2 separate regions of the Mus musculus genome follow, and region 1 is linked to region 2. A link is a loop called in an ENCODE intact Hi-C map of the cell type or tissue named here. Cell type or tissue: left cerebral cortex. All regions are shown on one strand.

Evidence for each region. Peaks named below come from ENCODE experiments on the same cell type or tissue, not always from the same donor. Only the 100,000 strongest peaks of a DNase experiment are listed, where the experiment ranks them.
Region 1: a loop joins it to region 2, with 2.0 times the contacts of the local background. A loop is called at or near these places in 2 of 42 quality-filtered maps.

Annotation. Positions count from the first base shown.
Region 1 is chr3:137,509,214-137,517,213 of GRCm38, reverse strand. No RefSeq gene overlaps it. Among named protein-coding and RNA genes, the nearest start is that of Gm4861, 39 kb to the left of the region's middle. In left cerebral cortex, no CTCF peak of the experiment used is centred here; DNase peaks (open chromatin) are centred at 2,457, 2,773, 4,018, 4,666 and 1 more place; H3K27ac peaks cover 2,986 bases.
Region 2 is chr3:137,617,171-137,625,170 of GRCm38, reverse strand. It overlaps Ddit4l (DNA-damage-inducible transcript 4-like), which reads right to left and starts at 1,499. Exons shown (of 3, transcript NM_030143.4): 1 at 1,288-1,499; 2 at 898-1,039. The coding sequence starts at 988. In left cerebral cortex, no CTCF peak of the experiment used is centred here; DNase peaks (open chromatin) are centred at 1,716, 2,007, 2,872, 4,444 and 3 more places; H3K4me3 peaks cover 2,089 bases; H3K27ac peaks cover 3,471 bases.

The DNA of each region.
Region 1 (8,000 bases), 110 kb after region 2:
AGTGATTGCCGTCATGTGTGTTTCCACTGGTGACCCCAAGTTCTAGTTAGCATTAATTGTCAAGTTGGCCCAGCCTCGAATCACCTAAAAATATTGTTATTTGAATAGTTATTGTTATTAAATTGGTTTGTGGACCTGTCTGTGAGGAGCCACCTTGATTATTTATGGATGAAGAGGGCCCAGTTCACCATGGGTGATACCACCACTAAGCATGTTGGGTTGTCTTGGGTGGATAAAAAGGTTAAATAAGCAGAAGACAGAGAGCAAGCCTGAGAGAGAGCCAGCAAGCAGTGTTCCTCCAAGGTCTCTGCTTCTGGTTTCTCCTCTCAGTTCCTGCCCAGATTCCCTCAGTGAGTAACTTTGGCTTGGATGTGTACTCCAAATGAATAATTTTCTCCCTTAAGTTGATTTTCTTCAGAGTGTTTTATCACAGCAATAGAAAAGAAACAAGATTACTCCACTGAGCACCAATGGATAGAACCAATCAAATACTGAAACAGATTGCCTTGGTTAAATTAAATCTTAGGTCTTTACACTTGTACTCCTGAGTATACTTCCAAAATACTCTCTCTCTCTCTCTCTCTCTCTCTCTCTCTCTCTCTCTCTCTCTCTCTCACACACACACACACACACACACACACACACACACACACACATTCATGCACATAGATGCCCCACAAACACATAAGATGTGTAATAGATCAATAGAGATTGTAGTTTTCCTTATGTCCATGTTCTTGGTCAGCTATGCATGATTCTTAGCAATCATAAACAATTACTTCATCTAGTACAGTGGTTTTTAACCTCCCTAATGCTGCAACCCTTAAAATAGTTCATTATGTGGTGACTCCCCCAACAATAAAATTATTTTTATTGCTATTTCATAACTGTAATTTTGCTACTGTTATGAATTGTTATGTAAATATCTGATATGTAGTGCCCAAAGGTGTATTGACTCACAGGTTGAGAACAGCTGATGTAGTCAGTCCTACTGAGAAACAGCCTAGACTCTGGACATTTTAAAGATACTCAGAATAATGAGAAGAGAGTGAAATTTGCTCAGGGGCTAAATTACAATTTTAACTTGCCCCCCCCCCAGGTGATCACACTTAGACCTGATTTTTAATACCACCTGCATGCTGGATCTGACCTGGACAACTCCGTCCTCTGGACTCCAGACTATGCACTTGCTTGCCATCTTGACAGCTCACTTGGCTTCCTAACTTTAAACCTAACAGGCTGAAAACAAGTACTGTTTGTTCTTACCAACTGTTTCTTCTCCAACTCTGTCAATGACAAAAGCATTATATTTTAAAACCTTTTAAAATCCTGTGTGTATGGGTGTAGTGTCTCAATGGATGTCTCTGCACCAGGTAGTGCCTTGAAGGCCAGAAGAGAGTCTCAAGTCCCCCAGGACAGATGGTATGTGCCATCCAGTAGGTGGTAAGAAATGCATGGTTTTCTGGAAAAGCAGCCAGTGCTGTTAAATCCTGAGCCATTGTTCCAAGTCCCAAAATGCTTAAGGCCCTCAGTCTCCAAACATTGCCCTTTCTTGCTTCCTATCTCATAAACCATATCCAGTTCCGTATCAGTCCCTAAAGGATTTGGGTTTTCAAAATATGTCCAGAACCTGACCATTCTGTAATCCCATACCACAACCATATAAATTCAAGCCACCATTATCTTTTCCGTGAACTGATTGCCAACTAGTTTAAAGAGAGTTTTCAGTGACTCCTTTAGAATGTAAAATAAAATCTGTTTTCTATAATCTTCCAACCATTCACTCTGTAAGAACAAACATCTACAAATCCTGTGATACCTTTAACCATCCCTTCCTCACACTGCCCGCCAACACTCTACTTTTTTATTTACCAGTTCTAGGTACTGGCTCGCTTTTCTTTGTTGCCCAAGAGTCTGCACTCAGCGTTCCCTTCTCCTGGAACACTTTCATTAGACTGTGAAAAATCACCGTCTGTACTTGTCTCTCAACGTCTAGATTAGGACAATTACTTTCTCTCATTGCCATCTTTTGAAGTATGAGTGATACCAACCTGGAATAATGTGCTGTCAGTTTGGATTTCCTCTAGACACCATCTTATCCTTTTGTTTAGCTTCCTCTGAATTACTGTAATTTGAATGTACCCTAGTATCATTTCTTTTCTGCAGTAACCATGAATAATGCTATCATTAGTACTGTACTGATGATGTGTTGGTACCAGGAGAGGCCGTGGAGAGCAGGACAACCAAATGAGATTCTGGAATAATCTTCACCAAATTTGTGGAGTACAAAGATAGACAGAATCTTGCATTAAAGTCTGATCCTGATGGGTCTTGATTGTTTTGTTTCTTTGTTGATGACCCCATTTTCTGCTACACGATGGTAAGGTGCTACCTGGGACTGCCAAGGAAGAGGTAGCAAGGACTCCAGATGATTAATAAGATAGGCATACTCTAGAGGGCTGGATAAAAACATCTTGAAATATGAGTGGGCCAGAGAGTATAAACTGATATCCTGTCTGAGTTGCTACAACTTACGTAATACCCATGCCTTAGAAAAAGGACATACCTAAAATTAGCATTTTGAAGATCATGAGCATATTTCTATATGTCTTTTTGCTTGTTTATTGATAATTCATGAGGTTACACATTTATTCCATATCTCTGGTGATAATGAGCTCTATAAGTTGGTCTTGGCTTATAACGCAGGAAGATCTGCTTTCATAACTTAGCACACCTATTAATAAAGTAAGTGTATGTGGCAGACATAGATGTTCTGCGAGTCCCTGGCAAACTGGATTGGAAAATCAACAGTTCAGAGAGTCATGGTTCTGGAGTAACTCCATGCCCTCCTTTACTGACAATCTACTTTCTATTTGCAAATTAGACTCTGGCTTGCACTAAGTTCTGGCAGATACTAAACACTCCATTCCAAGTTATAGAACAATTATGTGACTTGAACTTTACATTATTTTGAACTATTACCTGATCCACAGAGTTAAAAGGGGAATATAAGCAATAACATTTTACTAGAATATTGAAGCGCTGTATGCAACTCCAATCCTGAGTATGTTGCCTACAGGAGCGAATGGCTCATGAACACTGTGACTCCTTCTACTGCACTTCAGTCTTTCTCTGAAGTGACTGTGATTTCATGGGGAGTTCACAGTGGTTGCCATTGTGGACAAAAAGCATAGGTCACAACAGTTATACCCAGTTGTGACCTTGGAAGATGGAACAAGGGAACTTTATGCCACTCCATGATAAGGCCAAAGCCAAGGATTTTATGTTTATCTCTCTTGAGATGAGAACATGCACCCTTTACCTGGAGGAGGGACAAAGGACAAGGGTGAAGGGAAAGACCATACTGAGTATCCTTGTCTTGAACTGTAGGCCGACTTTCACCCTATCACTCTGGATCTCTCTGCCTGAGGAAACAGACTTGTGTGAGTCGCGTCGGAGGCATCTTTGAGCTTCAGTTGAGTGGCCAGTGGGCATCTAAGCAGGGGATTACTAGAAGGAGGCAGGAGATGTAGTTCTCCACTTCCCCTATGTGCTCACTGTAAACCAGCCATCACCTTGGCTAGATCAAGCATGGTTTTTTTGGTTTTTCTTTTTTTTCCTCCAGGGTTACTGTTTCTTCATGACTCTCTCGTTCTGTGTTCAGGTAACTGTCCCCTGCCCTTGAGTGTTATTGGTTGTTATAGCCCTTCTCCAGCCCTGTGGTTCCAGTTCACTCTGCCCACACCTTCATAAACAGAACCTAATTTAAACTATGCTCCCAAATTATCCAATTTGAGAGAACCATCTGTTTCCTATTTTGAAAAATGCCTCACACAGCCATCTTGACTCTGAACTACACAGTGTTTATTATTTAGAGTTCAGGGAACTGCAAGTGATATAAATATTTCAACCACCCTCGCTTAAGCTACAAAAGCATATGGATTTATTGGGCTGCATCACTCGAAAGTCCAAGCAATGATTTTGTCCACAGGCACGGCTGAATCCAACAGTGCATGTGACGTTGGCAGGGCTCCCTCCTCCTCTTGGCTCTCATGTGTGCTGTCTTCCTTTTCAGGCAAATACTTTCTACTGAGCGACAAATAAAAGACACTGGCAGTTCTCGCCTTACAGCTGATACAGCCCAGAAAAAAGAACCTGAGAGATGTTGTGTCTTAACACACATGGTGACATTATCCTTTGTGAACTGTTAGAGTGCCACTAAGGTTGCTTCCCTGGATGTTCACGTATGTATCCCAAGTTAACAAATCCTCTGCAGCCTGGTTAAGGAATGGCTAAAAATAGAAAAGAATACTGCTCAGTGAGAGCACACCATCTTCTAGTCCTCAGAGTTCTTTCATTTTGAAATATAGACTTGAAAACAGGGAAGAAAACTGTTGAATGAAGTGAACACCGGCTTCTACCCTACATTTGATGCTATTCTTCCTAGAATACAGACTCACTTGTCTGCCCAGATAAAAGCTTGCATAGCAAATCCATCAGGCATGGTCTCTCAGCTTCATTCTAATTGGTGAATGCAATAATTTGGTGAAAGGGGGTTTCCTAGGGTGAACAGACAGGTAGCTCTGTCCAAAAGGCTGTGCCAACCTCGCATTTCTTCCTTGGCAGCCAGTTCTACAAATATGACTTGGAATAGACAGTATGCAGCTTTGAGATCAGGAGGAACATTAAGGAGCCAGATTGTCTAGGATGGAGGGTGTAGAATAGCCTCTGTAATAGGTAATAAGTAAAGCAGCTGGTTATAGTAGGAGAGGGAACAGACAGGTAGAGCAGGCTGGGCTCCTCAAGGGAAGTACCCACAGTTAGGCAATTAGTAGATCCATGGGAAAGCACAGGGAACTCACATTAAGATATACTGTGAAAGTGGCAGATATGGAAAACAGCTTTGCCAATGGTATTAGGAGACTGGCAGGAAGGAAGTTAGAGCTATTCAAGAAAGGAGATCCTAGGGTCTAGACAAGGGAATTCACAGCTTCCTATGTGAAAGTAAGACAAAGAAGTAAGGGAATTCTTCAGGATGAGAAAAATACATGTTAAGAAATGGTACACGGGGACCATTTGCCTATACATTCTTGGACACATGCATCAAGGCAGAACTCAGAGCATGTAGATTCCATGTAGCACCTTTCAGGAATGTATAGCTCTTTTTCTGACAAGCTTTTCACGTGTTTTCCTCAATAGATTTTTATTCAATTGTTTGTTTCTTTGTGTTTAGGACCTATTATTATGAAGGGTAGTGTCATAAATGGGGTGAGGAACCTGGGTTTTAGTGTCTGACAAGATGGCTTTTGAATATCCACTCTGCCATTTAGTAGCTAAATATTTTGGGGGTTAAATGACTGGACTTTATTCATAAAAGTTGAACACAATTCCTACTTCATGGAATTGTTGTAGATAATGATGTAGATTATATACCCTAAGTGACTGTCATGGTAATCACAGGGTGAATGGTAGCAGATATTATTGAAAATTCCTTAGCCGGAATGGATTTTCCAGAGTTGTTGTTCTGGGAAATTGATAGTGATATTAATAGTTACTTCCCCTCTTTTTAAAAACTTCACTTTTAGCTAGCAAAATAAGCAGACCACACTAGATTTCAACACTTTTTTACATTTTGGTTCTGTTGGGGGGAAAAGTGTGAGACTTTCCTGTGGTTTGGCTTTGTTCCTGAGAGCAGAGGTCAAAAGGTTATATTCATTTACTCTGTTAGCCTGACTCATCCTGGCTCATGGGATCATGGGTAGATTTTGCTGAGATATGGGAATCTAGCTGGACTTTAACATGGGCTCAACACTTTGTGATTCTGATGCTGGCATAGAGCGAGGTTACACTGTTGAGCCTCTCTTCACCAGCTGAAATTTCTTCTTTTTTAAACTATTGTGGTTTCTATATTATCAGATAGATAAAGGGGGAGGCATAGAGAGCCATGAAGGCTGTAGCTTGCCAACCAGGTACAGTGTGCAAATTAAGGAACAATGTTCTGAGCCTTTTGCACATTAGCTGAAGATGATTTAAGAGTGATGTATCCACTTTGCTCTCATGAGCTTCAGGGTTGTTCTTGTTGACTAGAGACGTAGCTGGAGGAAGAGTAGATGTCAGCGTGTAGGACTGAATGCGAGGAGTTGCTTTTCTCATTTTCTCTTGATTTTACTGAGGGAAACTAGTGGTTATGTGTGGATATGTTCATTTAAAATAATTTGCTTTCTGCTGATTCTAATATGGAGACCACTATCCTGTATTTTGGTTCTTTAACCAGATTGTACTGATGCATTCTTTCTTAATTTCCTGGTAATAAAAGAGAAGTTATGATATAGGTATTAAAATGGACACTTGTCTATATGAAGCAGAAGAATCTTGCTAAAGTTATCTTTTTAAAAAGTCAAGGATGGGGCTAGAGAGATGGCTAAATGCTGAAATCTGTGGCTACTCTTGCAGAGGACCTGGGTTTAGCTTTCGGTGTCCACATATACTTGGCAACCATCCATAGCTTCCATTCCAGAGGAAAGGAACACCTTCTGGCCTCTGAGGGCACCAGGCAAAAAAAATATTCATACATATAAAAATAAATACACCTTTAAAAAACTCCAAGAATGACTGTTTAAAGCTCAAATTTTTAGTTTTGGTAACCATGCATCTTTATTTTGAAATGTCCCTGAGAAACATTTCCAGATTGCAACGACCATCTCTGGTGTTTATACCTCCCCTCAATAAGGATGAAGCGAGAGCTTCAACATTTGTGAATTAAATCTTCAGAGGGAGGCAGTCCGCATTCAGAGCTCTTGGGATAGAAACTGGAAGGAGGATATTTGCTTAGCTTTGGTTTATTTGTTTTGCCTCAAAGACCATTGTTTGACTCTTAGTTACAGGTCTGTGTCCTCAGAACCATTTTGTGGCTAAAGATTTGGGTCTGCATCTCTGCAAGGAAGCAGCTCCTGGTTGCAGTTACCTGGAGGAGAGGGGCTGCAGTTGCTAGATTTTGCACACACTGGTCAAGGTCAATCATTTCTCCTTTCCTTTCCTTTCCTTTCCTTTCCTTTCCTTTCCTTTCCTTTCCTTTCCTTTTCTTTTCTTTTCTTTTCTTTTCTTTTCATTTCATGGAAGTAAACCATTTTTCACATTTATTGAAAACAGATTCTATTCTTATACAATATATTCTGATTATAATTTCCCATTACCTCTACTCCCCCCACTTCCTCCCTACATCATCCCTTACCCCAGAAACACTCTCTTTCTGTTTCTCATTAGAAAAGAACAGGTTTCCAAGAGACAACAGTGAAACAAGACAAAAATAAAATTAACTGGCATATCAATGTTAGACATGGCACCTGAACAGAAAGAAAAGAATCCCAAGGGCAGGGACAAGAGTCAGATACCGATTTGTACTCACAGTCAAGAGTCCCATAAAAGTAGTAAGCATTGTGTATAACATACACACAAAGGACCTGGTTCAGACCCTTGTAGATTCTATGCTTGCCATTTTAGTCTCTGTGAGCTCACATGCACCTTGCTTAGTTGACTCTAAGAGCCTTGTTCTCCTGGTGTCCTCCACTCTGACTCTTTAACTTTCTGGGTTATAGATTGTAGGTTGTTTATCATTTACTAGACAGGTAATATCCCCTTATAAAAGAATACAGACCATATTTATCTTTCTGGGTTTGGGTTAAGGTCAATCATTTCTTTTTTTCTTTTCTTTCTTTTTCCTTTCCTTTCCTTTTCTTTTCTTTCCTTTCCTTTTCTCTTTCTTTCTTTCTTTCTTTCTTTCTTTCTTTCTTTCTTTCTTTTTTTTTTTTTTGGTTTTTTTGAGACAGGGTTTTTTTGTATAGCCCTGGCTGTCCTGGAACTCACCTTGTAGACTAGGCTGGCCTTGAACTCAGAAATCCACCTGCCTCTGCCTCCTGAGTGCTGGGGTTAAAGGTTAATCATTTCTAAATACTTGTACTTGGAACAGAAGAGAGCTTGCCCACTTCCCATGTGTCTGGGGC
Region 2 (8,000 bases):
TCTCCTGGTTTTCTATGTCATTAGCTCACTTAGAGGGCACTGCTTGTTTTTTGTTTTTTGTTTTATTTTTTAAATTCCAACAAATAGATTCCAAATCATATCTGTATTTTTATCCACATTGAAGACAGACAAATTTAGAATTATAATATTATCTTATAGATGAAGAAAATCTAAAGAGCTTAAGCCACTTAATATATGCTCACACCACTCTTCCATAGTTGAATAGTCTGTCAGATTAGAAATTGACGTTTCAAGTTGCAAATGATGATTCCTGTAGAACCAGGGCTGTTCAAGTTTTCTTCTGACATTAATGCACAGTGGGTGCATTTCATAATAGAATCTTACTTAGCAACGAAAAGGAACTCACTGATGAGGTAAGTGTATAACTCTACAACATCACACGGTGGGAAAGCAAACCGAACTGAGAAGAGCATATACACTTATTATTTAACATTCTAAAAGCAAAACTAACGTGGTAACAAAATGCCGAAGGATGGTCTTCTGGAGACGGGAAAGAGAAGGATTAGGTGGCAAACAGAAAAGGGAGAATTTGGGGGGGGGGGGGGAGGGGGGACGGACGTGGTGGTGCTAGCTACACAAGTAAGCGCATGTCTTTAAACACACCCAGCCTGTACACTTAATGTTCCAACCATGAGATAGGGAACTTCATCCCCAAGAGCCTCTTAGCAGACTGGAACAACGCATTATTCCCCTTACGTTTGTTTTTGGTGGGCAGACAATGCAAAGGAAGTTTAGAAAGAGATCTCAGATGGGTTTCATAGTCCTCTGTGTCTCTAGGAGGAGATGAAGTCTCGCGCACTCAGGCAGGGACGCTTACACTAGAGAGGGGCCCCGCAACCTTCGGATAGGAAAGAGGTGGACAGCCCAGAGACTCACCACTTAGCAGACTCCCAGGGTGATAGCCACCGTCCAACAACTCTGAAATGCTGGCCGGGTTCTTACTGCTCAAACTGCCCGTTGCAACCATGGTCAACGGCTCTGTTTCCCTCGCGGAGCAGAACGGATCTTTCCCTAGGCGCTGGGAGGAAAAAGTGAGAAGTTTGCAAAAGCACGCAAGAAGTGCACAGGCTCCTCAGAGTCCCGGCATCGCCAGGGCGAACTAGCCCGGGCACTGCCCTTCCAAAGGGAGGGACCAGCCTTAGCAACTCAAGTTGACAAAGCCCTAGGAGCGGAGGCGCCAACTAAAGCCAACAGGCTGGAAGTAGCTGGAAAGTCAGCACAACTGGGAAGCGACCCTGCCCTATCCCGCCTCCTCGGGTCGCTCACCTGCCGGATTTCACCAGACGCTGAAGGGTAAACCGAGGCAGGCGCCCCTCAGTAGTCCGAAGCTTGGACAGTGGTCCCCTGCACAGTCCTGCAGCAAGCCGAAGGCTGCGGGCCACCGCGCCCACCAGCACAGGCTGCACCCGGCCGCTCCGCCTCCCGAATGGAGAGCGCTTTATAGGTCCCGCCTCTCCTCCTGGCCGGCACGCCCACCTGCGCCACTCGCTCGGGCCCGTGCCCCGGCCCGCCCCTGCAGGGTCAGGTCACCTTTCAGTTCCTTCCCAGGCAGGGGCCCAGGCAAGCCCCTGGGAGTTGGTGATCAGCCTCGCCTTGGGCGGACACCTGCTGCTTCCTGAGTTGGCCACTGGTCACCCTGAGTTGGCCACTGGTCACCCTCCTAAAGAGCATCTCCCTTCGGCCACTAACCTAGATTCTTTGGCGTGAGCCCCTGCCCACAGCTTGCCTGCTTCCAGGCTCAGACTGCTCAGGTTTTGGCTATGGAACTTTTCAAGCAGCTAGAAGCTCCAGGTCCTGTTAGGCATGACCCAAAACTTTGCTGTGTCATTCTGAATAAGTATTTGGCTTAGTTGACACTGTGCTCTGTGAGCATCCTTTATGCCCATGTTCTGACTCTAACCCATCAGCTCCAGTCCGCACCCAGTCTCCCCGCAGGTGGTCGGGATGTGGTAAGGGCTCTCTAGCTTCAGCTGCACTCAGGAATCAATGGGGCATCTTTGGGGATACTACATCTGTGACTAAACCGTTTTTCTCCGCGGCCAGGGCGAGCCTGGCCCTGTTCTAAGACCTGGCTTCGAAAGGCACAGAACTTGAATTGAAGAGGGCCAGTGCCAAGAAACTAAACAAAACCACTAACAGGATCTCAGTTGCCTGCTCCAGCCGCAGGATAGTTAGGAGCAATTGCCATTCCCAGAAGCAAAAGTTCCCGGTGGGCTTGTTTGGGAAGAAGTTTAAGCTTTAGTGGTCTTTAAAAAGCTTGTGGGGCATGAGAATAAAGAGTTGTCCTGCTAGGATAAGCTCTGCGACTCTTTCCGGGGAGTCTTGAGCAAGAGGGAACAGAGGGTCTGGGACACCACTAAAAGCACGATGCCAAACGTTTTCTTCTAACTTTACTAAGCCACCCTTCCTGCTGCCCTGCGCCAGTGGCACAGGGTTTGCAATGGGTGGGCGTTCCCAGCGAGGTTGCTGAGGTTGCTGAGATGGTTGAGGTGGATCAGAAAAGGAAGAGACCGAGATACTTGGGGTGAGGGTGAACCTCATTCAAGGCCAGGTTCCAGCACCACTCCCGCACACTTTGGGTCCCCACGTGCAAGGAAGGACCTGCAGGTTAGGGCCTTGAGAAGTAGGATCCGCTGTCCAGGCTAAAAAAACTCTCAGAAGGAAAAACAACAACAAAAGTGGTAAAGAGAGTGTGATAAACAGATCAGTGGGAGGACACTTGCAGGCAGAGCAACAGAAACTAAAGCCAGCTTGAAGGTCCATTTTTAACTCTCCCGAAGCAGCTGCACTGCTCAAGGTCAGGCAGGCTCAGGCACGGGATGCTGATAGGCTGGGGAAAGCAGATTTCCACTTCTATTTTAATAACAAAAGTGGAAAACAAGCAATCCCATTTAAGCCGGTTAGAATGGGTCCTTTAGCTGCTACAGAGCCGCTGGTCCTTATCTAGTCAGCCTTGTTAATGACAGCTGCGTCCTCCCTGCTTCAAGGAATGTTATTAGTGTTATGATAGTAAGTGATCAGAATGGACGTGGGTAGAATAGAGAAAATGCAGCATTTCCACTCGGGTATTTAGGCATAATTCATACTTCCACCGGGACAAAGTTATAGAAAGTTCTAGAATGTGGTATTTACTTTTGGCTCACCTAGCTACAATTTTATATCACTCTCTGGGCTTTTATCTCAGAAGGCAATTTACCCATATGCAAAAATTTCAAATAAGAGCATTCTTTTTGACTGAACGAGTGATGCTATCAGGAAGCTTAGGGCAGGAGGAATCAGGAGGTGTAGAGCATATACCTGCAGTAACCGACAGAGATTGTCTTTCTTAAAGGTCACCTAACATGATTTCAAGCCACATGCTCTCACCAACTTCTATCTTTGCATCTAAGTAGATGACTTAAGAAAATGAAATATTTTAAGGATTCAAACAGAATCAAGAAAAACCAAGACTACTGTATTAGTCAGGGTTCTCTAGAGTCACAGAACTTATGGATAGTAAAGGAATTTATTGATGACTTACAGTCGGCAGCCCAATTCCCAACAATTGTTCAGTAGAAGCTGTGAATGGAAGTCCAAGGATCTAGCAGTTACTCAGTCTCACGCAGCAAGCAGGCGAAGGAGCAAGAGCTAGACTCCCTTCTTCCAATGTCCTTATATTGTCTCCAGCAGAAGGTGTAGCCCAGATTAAAGGTGTGTTCCACCACACCTTTAATCCCAGATGAAAGGTGTAGCCCAGGTTAAAGGTGTGTTCCTTAAACTCTGAGATTCAATCTTCTGGAATCCATAGTCACTATGGCTCAAGATCTCCATACCAAGATCCAGATAAGGATCTCCAAGCCTCCAGATAAGGGTCACTGGTGAGCCTTCCAATTCTGGATTGTAGTTCATTCCAAATATAGTCAAGTTGACAACCAGGAATAGCCACTACAACTACGCTATTTTTTTTGTCATAAATGATACGCTCAATTTCTGAAAATGTTGTGGATGTAGTTCATAGCTAACAGAAAGCTCATCCTACTGATGTATCTTAGCTATTTATCACAATGCAGTATGTTTTACTACACCTCTAATTCCATAAATGTATCTGTGATGGCGCTTGAAATAAGAACTGTGTAGGAATAGAACTAATTGATTGAATAACTTGCTTGCCTGTCACACTTCACTATATGATAGCAAATTATCAAAACTGAAGTAAGACCTTTCATTTTAAGGCAAGCTTACTGTCTTATCTCTATGATTTACTCATCTGACATTCAAAAAGAAAAATAGCAATATTAAATGGCAACTGTAACTGATGTGTCTGCAAACAGTGAAGTTCTGGGCTCCCTTGTGTAACTGTGGCATTCGTAACGTCATTACTTGCAGAAAGCACACTTACACAAAGATGCTTTAATATACGGTTGAGGAAATGCTGGCATCTGGTGCCTCATGACTTGGAATGCTTATTACATTTTGCCAGCCAATTTTCTCATTTTATCCAATATAAGCCATTGCTCCTGAACGTTTGTGAAGACATTTAACGTGCTGCTGCATTCCTTTCATAATCTAACACCCAAGGAAACTACCCAGGTTCTCTAATCTCTACTTTATTTCTGAGCAAGCTCATGGGGCTATTTGCCAGGACTGAAGGACAAACTCCTTCAACTGATGCTAAATATTGTATCTTCCATATAAACAATGTGAAAGTTTTACATGTACACATCTCTGATTTCTGTTCATTGTGGTAAATTTGTAAACGAAGCGTGAGGAGTCCTAGTGTTTTAACTGCTGAGATCAAATCCCTGAGACATCCCAGGGGAGGAAGGGTCTATTTGGCTCACAGTTTTAGGGGAGACAGTCCATGATGATAGGTTAGGCATAGTGGCAGGAATCCTGGAAAGCTGGATATGATGTCTGCAGTCAGGAAGTGTTAGCAGACAAGAAGTGGAGCTGGGCTATCAAGCCTCAAGGCCCACCCCCAGTGATCCACTTCCTGCAATGAAATGCCTCCCCTAGAAGGCTCCACACTCTTCCAAATCAGCGCTATTAACTGGGGACGAAGTGTTGAAATAATGTGAATTTATGGAATGTCTCAAAGGCTCAGTGAGGGACATTATCATTATTGCTGTCCTACTTGTTCTGAGACTCTAGCTCTACAGTTCTCCTGAAGTGTGCTTAGAGTAGAAGGAAATTTATGGTCTTCACTGTTTGCAAGATGTCTGGAAACCATTTGCCACTGAATAAGAAATTAAAGAAATATTAGAATACAACTCACCACTGTGTAGGCAACCAGGTAGGAGACCTGATGTTATATAAGAAAATTATACACTATAAAGTACTGGGATGGTATGATGACTCTGAGGGTAAAGACCCTTGCTGTCAAGTGAGAAGACCTTAGTGTAATCCCTAGGACCGACACAGTATAAAAGGGTAACCCACCCACACAAGCTGTCCTCTGATGCCCATTCGTGCACCATGGTACCCAGTATACCAATGCAATAAAGATTAAAAATTCCCAAGGTGATACACAGTTACCTGTGTTAACTTTTATTAATTCAAGAAACATTTTATAGAAATAAATGAAATTTATATACTATTAAAATTATTGATTGTAGAATTCTAGTTTTTAATGTTTTTCCTTCTATTGATATCAATCTAGATATCATTTTTTTCATTTGTCTTTGAAAAAGCTCAAACCAGTAAGATTTCCTTTAAATGGCTCTGCATGCAGTATGAGTTATTGAATATTGTAATATTCACACTAGTTAAGTTAACATGAAGTTTTACCTGGTATAAAACCAAACAAGGCCTAATATAAAAGATACCCAATACCTGCTGTTAAAAGCTGTATCTTTCAGTAGCAGAAGGCAGTGCAACTTCAAACTTAATCAGAAAAACTGTTACCATAGTGATTTGTGTCTCAAAATAGTTGTATGGTTTTATTCTGGTCATAAACAATGACACATATTATCTCTAAATAAGAAAATGTGAAGTGTTTAATTACATGCATGCAAGATCTGTGTTCCCTTATTGAACTATGGAAGGGTTTACAATTCAGGTGACTAGTATCAGACAGTGTCAACCAGAAACATGGAGGAGGTCACATATTTTTCTAGGGATGCATCTTAAAACTGTTCAAAGTCTCCAATTTGAGAAGACCCTTGTCATATACACTTTACCTGGAATTCTACATAGGTAGATAGTCTTACATGCCCATGTAGTTATCCATCCTTCAACAGCACCCCTCCATGGACCACTCCAGTGCCCTAATCTAGTGAGTCCTCTTAGGTCTTAGGCCCTTTACATCCTGTCCCACCAAAACTACACACTATTTTATGACACAAATCTGTGGGTTGCTGTAGAAGAGGATTCAACCTAAGAACTTACCCAAAGTGTTGAGTAGATACAGGGTTCTGTTGGGTGGTCCACGTGGCATTCTGCAGCTGTAAAACAGAGTGAGTTAAACCATGGAGTGACTCCATGATGTACATCCATCTCAGGGAGTAGAAGTTAGGTGCATGGGCTGTGGAGCCCGCCTGCCTGGGTTTGTATTCCAGAGAAGGTATTTGATAGCTTGGTAAATATGAATAATGAACTGGATATTTCTGTTGGAACAGTTTACTTTTTAAGATGAGAATTAAAATAAGTTTTCCCTATTAGAGTTATAGGGATTCAGGTAATGAGACTATAACTCACTGTATAAATTTTAGCCATGATTACAGTGACAAAATTTACTGTACCTTTGGAAAAAAAAAACCCTCCAGTGTTCTGGTGACATTCTTATGATAACATTGCTGGGAGAATGTTTGTATGAACTCAAGAGTATGTGTACAAGTTTTATCATTTGTGCACAGGAATTCATTTGATGATGTTCTGAGTATTAATTACAGGAGACATTGAAAATACAACAGAATGCCAGGTAAATATTATTTCTATTCCAGGAGAATTATGGTTAGATAAGCAGCAGATATACAAAATTACCATTGCATTGGTTCACTCTGTTGTTTCTGTGAAAGAATACCTAAGGTTGGGTAACTTATCAGAGCAGAGATTTGTCTTCTACAGTGCTGAATTCTAGGAAATCCAAAGTCAGTGAGGGCCGAGTCTGGGAAGGACCTCTCTTGTGTTGTTCTGTGGAGAAGGCAGAAGAACAGAAGAGCATTCATGAGAGAGGATGAAAGGGACAGGGGATGGAAAAGTTGAGGGCAAGGGGGGAAGAAAGAAGGAGGAGAGGACATGGAAGAGGGAGAGTGGCTATTCTTCGTTAGGAGCTCAGTTGTGTGGTAACTAGTCCCCTCCTGTGATAACTCATAAGGATTGAACCCTCATGACCATGCTTCCCCTTCAAAGGCCTAATGCTCAGCGCTTTCTGCACTGGGGGATTAATTCTCTGCACAATGAATTCTGGGGACATATTCAAACTGCAGAAGCGTGAGGCTCTCAGAGGTGGTATGGGTAAAGCAAGGGCGCTGACACATACATGCTAATGTATTTTTTGAAGGATATTCTGTGGCCTGATTACACACTGTGTGTTTCATGGGCACTGCTTAGAAAAATTTCAAGTAGCACATAGTCTCAGGCTTCCTCCTACAACCACTGAACCAGAACCTGCTTTGAGACAAGATCTCAGACGATAGCCAAAGTTTAGGAAGTGGATGGTTTCAGTTGAAAAGGAATGACGAAACCATTAAAGCTATTTATGACTCATAAGACAATTTCCAGGCCAGTTAATAAAAACATTATAAAGCATGTAGTATATGAAAATGCATCCTGCAGGTAAGGTAGATCAACTCCTGCCCAGTCATATGTTTGTTGAGCCTCTGTTATTTTAGTCAGATATAATGGCTTTATTGGATCTCAACTATCTTGTGTGGTTCCTAGCAATTGTGCTTGGCTCATAAAACTGCACACAGCTCTGCGAGGTAGACCGCTTGACAGAAAGGACCATATTATATAAAAACTAAGTCCTACTTTTAATAAACCTGAGGCACTATAACATC